Linked DNA regions of Homo sapiens: region 2 is linked to region 1. Evidence: chromatin contacts called from ENCODE Hi-C or POLR2A ChIA-PET data. All regions are on one chromosome and are shown on one strand. The core of a region is the stretch at or near the end of the contact, and the rest is flanking DNA. Distances in the headings are between cores, read along the strand shown.

Evidence for each region. Hi-C counts contacts between places; a loop is a spot of excess contacts on that map. ChIA-PET counts read pairs that join two places held with the same protein, here RNA polymerase II (POLR2A). Pooled maps may share reads with other maps.
Region 2: a map of heart right ventricle shows a loop between it and region 1 (2.4-fold over the local background). The contact joins two enhancer-like sites. A Hi-C loop is called at or near these places in 8 of 168 maps with a recorded cell type or tissue (GM11168, Right ventricle myocardium inferior, heart left ventricle and 3 more) and 9 of 50 pooled maps. POLR2A ChIA-PET finds 5 or more read pairs at or near these places in 3 of 52 experiments (GM12878 and activated CD4-positive, alpha-beta T cell).

Annotation. Positions count from the first base shown.
Region 1 is chr17:77,674,982-77,677,681 of GRCh38, reverse strand. It overlaps LOC107985079 (a long non-coding RNA gene), which reads right to left. Exons shown (of 2, transcript XR_001753032.2): 2 at 1-379. Among named protein-coding and RNA genes, the nearest start is that of LINC01987, 52 kb to the left of the region's middle. Within about 2 kb of position 1,326, at least 2 of the 41 ENCODE cell types and tissues checked have a DNase peak (open chromatin) inside an H3K27ac peak, as active enhancers do; they include heart right ventricle, where a contact is called at or near this core.
Region 2 is chr17:77,737,757-77,740,456 of GRCh38, reverse strand. No RefSeq gene overlaps it. Among named protein-coding and RNA genes, the nearest start is that of LINC01987, 11 kb to the right of the region's middle. Within about 2 kb of position 1,301, at least 10 of the 41 ENCODE cell types and tissues checked have a DNase peak (open chromatin) inside an H3K27ac peak, as active enhancers do; they include heart right ventricle, where a contact is called at or near this core.

The DNA.
Region 1 (2,700 bases), core at 77-2,576:
TCCTTGGGTGACCAGGCTCTGTTTGTTTCCACCCAGGCTCAGAGGAAACAGAGCCTGGCTGAAGGGAACGACTTCATCAGGATACTGGAGGTGTCCAGGCAAAAGTTCAAAGTCTTCATCTAGACTCTTTGCAGCAATGGAATTAGGAGAAAAGCAGAGATTCCAGAGATAGTTGGGAGGTAGGACCACCAATCAGGCCTGAGCTCTTGAAAGCAGAGAAGATGGAATTCCCAGTCCTGGTTGGTTGCAATGTCCGCTTCGTGCATGGCTCTGCAACACTGTGCACAGCTGTTATGCACATTTAAGACTCCGCAAACAATAAGCTAGCAGCAAGCGGCCCCCTGGGTCTTGGTTGTTCCCAGCATACTTGGTATCTGAGCTGTGATTGGGGTGGGGAAACAGGGAGGAGAGAGATGAAATCAAGGACCATAGTTAGTGCAACAGGCAAAAAGAAGCCTTGCCTGAGCAGGGAGATGAGAAGATTCCATCTGGGGGAGTGGGGAGCCCCCAGCCCATTAACGAAGGCCGTGGGGGATACAGGCCAGACCTGCAAGGAGGAGGGCTTGAGCCCCGGGGTCTGGAATCTTTGGGCTATTATGATATCTGTCATAAAGTGTGGCCGCCATTCCTGTCTCTCCAAGAAACAGAAGGTGACAGAGCCCCTCTCAGTGTTGGGACCCGGAAGCTCAAAAGGGGGCAAAGACATCTAGGCTGGGCAGAAACGAAGACGAGACACCTGCGTGGGGCATTCCAGCAGCGGCAGAGGAGGACGTGAACTGATGGGAATTTCCACTATCTGGGTTTAAATCCTGGCTGGAATTTCTCACTCTTTCCATTTCCATTTCATATTTCAGTTAAAAAATAATGACAAAGGCCGAGGGTTACAGAGCAGCCTCCCCCTCCTCGGTAATTACCAAATTAACACATTCTAACAGGCGCCCCCGCAGCACACTGTGATTAACGCACAAGGACAATTAGCTGTAGAGCCTTCTCCTCTCGTTTTAACCTCCTTAAACAGCCCGAGCCGCGTGCAGGGCCTCTGGGGTGAGCCTCCTCGGCAGGCACTCCCTCCCCCTCGATTTAATGGAATCTGAGACCCGGTTTAATGTACTAGGCAGTGCACAGTCCTGTCCCGCCCTCAGGGGCCTCACCCCACAGGTCAGGGAGGCAGCCTCCCCATCCAAGCAGGGGGCCGGGAAAATGAACCCCAAATTAATTTATTCAGCCAATTCATTAGGCAGGCGTTGATTGAGTGCCGGCTCTTCGCCCGGCGCGGGGCTGGGAGCCCAGGGAGATACAAGATAAAGTGGAATGCGGATGGCACATTCCTGGCGCTCGCCGTCCGGGAAAGGGAATCAGGCGGCTGGTCTAAGACACGCCAGAAAGTGGCCGATGTGAAACAGACTCCATGCTCCTGAGGAATTCCAGGAAGGGGGCACGGGGCTGGGTTCTTGCGGACGGCCCAGGGAGTGTGGCAGGTTGGTGAGGTACCCAGAAGCCAGGGCTGCAAATGCAGGAAACTGGCTGAGAGCTGAAGGGGCAGCTCAGCTCGAAATAAAGCTCAGCTCGGCTCGAAATAAAGCAGAGGATGTCAACTGTGAAATTACACCCAAAAGGCAGGAGCCTGGGCTGGGTGTGACATGGTCTGGCTTAGTGACAACGTGGCTTTGGCTGGGGTGTGCTGAGTGCTGGGGAGTGTGAAGAAGAAGATGTGGGTGGGTGGGGACCAGCTCAAGGAGGTTGCAGGGCCCACAGCGGGGAGGGGGAGGTCAGCAAATGGAGGGGCTCACCTGGGCTCCTTCATCCAGAGGCCAGTTAGAGATTAGGATGGAGCTGATGCAGAATCTCAGATGGAGGAGGGAGGAAGGAGGGAGGAGGAGCACAAGAGGTCACTCATAGGAAGGATTAGCAAAGCTTGCACCTGATTAGAGCTGAGGCCCCAAAGAAAGGCAAGTGCCAGGGTTCAGGCTAGAAGGAACAGTGTGGGGGTGTCAGCACCCATGGCTGGGAGGGGAGGAGGGCTTGGGCTTTGGGGTTGGAGCAGGAGCAATGTGGTTGGAGATGGCCGGGTGGGTCTCCACGGAGCCGCGGCAGTGGACAGGAAGGCCCGCTGGGGACACTAATGGGGAAAGAGGACAGACAGGGGCTCTTGGGTAAGGTCTGGAGACTCCAGAATTCACCCGACCTCAGGCCTCAGAGGACCACTTAGGTGGAGCCTCCACTGTCCAGCCCTCCTCAAAGTGCACCTTCAGAGCGGGGGAGTCGGAAGTCTAGAGGTTCCAGAAATGCTCCTCAGCATTCTCCTGCCCTTGGTGGCAGAACCTGGAACCAGGATGGGAGGGGAGGCGTCACCGGGAATCCTAAAGGTGGTGTCTGGCCCCCAAATGGCCCAGCTGCTGACCCCAGGGGCAATTGTTCTGTGTCACCAGTTTTCAAATCTGTTCCAAGAGAGATTTATAACTCCCGCAGCAAACTAGCCCCGTGTGGTTTCTTTCGCAATGCTAAACACTGGCTTTGGCAGCACTCAAAGGGGTAAAATAAAGAGTTAGCAAAGTGTCTGTCCACATTTCCATCTTCAGAAGATGAGGGGGAAAAACCCCATCTGCACCCAGCTCAGATCCTTTGCTCCAGTCTTGCATGGAAGGAAGCTAAGAGAGCTGTGTCTGTAAAGCAGCCGCGTTCGTGTAATCTCATGTAGTC
Region 2 (2,700 bases), core at 52-2,551, 63 kb before region 1:
TCCATGTGTTCAACCAGGAGGCCCCACTGAGCTTTGAAACTCACCGCAAAGCTACAGTAATCCAAAGAGTATGGCGCCGGCATAAAGGCAGGCATATAGACCAAAAGAGTAGAATAGAGACCCCAGAAATAAACCCTCGCATATATGGTCCAATGATTCTTGACAAGGGTGCCAAGACCATTCAATGAGGAAAAGAAGGTCTTTTCAACAAACAGTGCTGGGAAAACTGAATATCCACCTACATAAGAATGAATTTGGACCCTGACCTAACACCATATGCCAAAATTAATTCAAAATGGATTACAGACCTACATGTAGGAGCTAAAACCATAAAACTCTTAGAAGAAAACAAGGATACAGCTTCATGACATTGGATTTGGTGACGATTTCTTAGATATAACGTCAAAGGCACAAGCAACAAAGGAAAAAAATAGACAAATTGGACTTCATAAAAATTAAAACCTTTTGTGAGTCAAAAGACACTATCAACAGAGTAAAAAGGCAACCCACAGAATGGGAGAAAATATTTGCAAATCATGTATCTGGTAAGGAATTGATATCCTCAAGAGATTTCAGTGTCCAGAGTTTTGTCGTTGTTGTTGTTCCTTTTTGATATAGAGTCTCGCTCTGTTGCCCAGGTTAGAGTGCAGTGGTGTGATCATGGCTCACTGCAGCCTCGATCTCCTGGACTCAAGTGATCCTCCTGCTTCAGCCTCTTGAGTAGCTGGGACTACAGGCGGGCACCACCATACCTGGTTGATTTAAAATTATTATTTTTTTAATTTTAGTAGAGAGGAGGTCTCACTATGATATCCAGAGTGGTCTTGAACTCCTGGGCTCAAGTGATCCTCCCACCTCATCTTCTCATAGCATTGGGATTACAGGCATGAGCCACTGCACCAGACCCAAAGTTTTCACTGGGATTTCATTACGTAGCCATGACTGATTAAATCATTGTCCTCATGACTGAACTCAATCTTCAGCCCCTCTCCCCTCTCCGGACTTTGGGTGGACCAAAAGTTCCAGCCCTCTTATCACGTGGTTGGTCTTTGGTGGTCAGCCTCCATCCTGAAGTCCTCTTGGCATGTGCCAGGAGTCACACCATCAACACAATCAAGACACTCCTATCATTCAGGAAATTCCAACGGTTTTCTGTGCCAGGAACCAGGGACAAAGACATACTCTTTATTATACCACAGAGGTGTTGTCATTGTCCTTTTGCCAAGCTTAGGCTGGGGCTGAGAGAGAGAGAGGAAGTAACTGGCTCCAAATCCTGCAGCTGGCCTCTGACAGACAAGGGCAGCTCTCAGACCTGACAGCCTCAAACTCTCTGGGCTTAACCCCTAAACTGAGCCACTGCCACCATGTGAAGGGTGGGTGGAGGAAGAGCGCTGAGCAAACTTTCCCTGGGACCAGTGCAGACCAAGTGAGGAGAGGGGGAATTCCATTTCAGAAACGGAGGAACTGTATAATGCCATGAGAATTGCTTCTGGCTCGCAGGGAGTGAAAACCAGTGCTTGGGCTTCTGGGAAAGGACACAGAGCCTCTCTCCATGGAGAACTGATGACGTGCACAAGCCATCATCTGTCCTGAGAAGTTAAATCCAGGGCTGGGGAAGCAATTCCCAGTCCCAGCCCTTCCCTGCCTGCCCCACACCAGTGCTGGCTTGGGCAAGCTCCTAAGCCATACCAAGGCTCAGACCAAGAAAAGAATCGATTATCAGCCAACGAGGAAAGCACGCTACCACTCTTCTCTCCATCGAACCACTTAATCAAGGCTAAAAAGTTTGATTTTCTTCTTTATTGTCTACTGATTTTTTTTAACAAAGTTTTACAGCAGGCTGGCTCAAAACATGAAGCTTTGGGAAAGATTTGCTTTTCAATGCTGTGGGTTCTCACTGATAGTTATGTGTCTGGGGCCAGGGATCCTTCTCTAGGGTTCTTTTCACCCTATAATTCTGGAAAGAGAGAGTGAAATCAACTTGGGGTCGGTGTACCCTCAGATCCTGGAATCACACCCCTCAATACCATATTTTACCTGCATCATGTGTGCCTGGGTCCATTCCCCTAGGGAGGTCAAGAGCCCTGTTGTCCAATAGAGAGAGAATGTGAGCCACTGAGGTGATTTTAACTGAGGACATTTTTCTAGCAGACACAATAAAAAGAAACAAGCAAACTTAAATTTGATAATATATTTTATTTAGCCCAATATATCCAACATATTATCATTTCAACATGTAATTAATATACAAATCATGAATGAGATTTTTTCAATCTTTTATTCATTCTGAATCCTCAAAATCCAGTTCGGATTTGACGCGTACAGCACATCTCAGTTGGGAGAAGTGGTATGTCAAGTGCTTATTAAGAGCCACCTGCCGCTCGTGACCTCCACCTTAGACGGCTCATGACTATAGCCTTCGCCATCCTCCTGAAAGGGACCTGTGGCAACCCATAAAAGCTTAGAATTTCTGCTCAAGTGTCTGTCATGCTGTAGAGATTCCAATTTCCATCTGCAAATAACAGAGAGCCACTTCAGCTCTGCGTACGGGCCGCGTCTTTTATTCTCTGTATTGTGATACTTTGACATCAGGGGCTTTGCTGACACTGGAGAGAGTCCCTCCCAGGATTAGATAGTTCCTAGAGACAGCAGACAATGGCCTGGGAGTGTGCTTTTCAAATACAAATCACCCACTCTAGA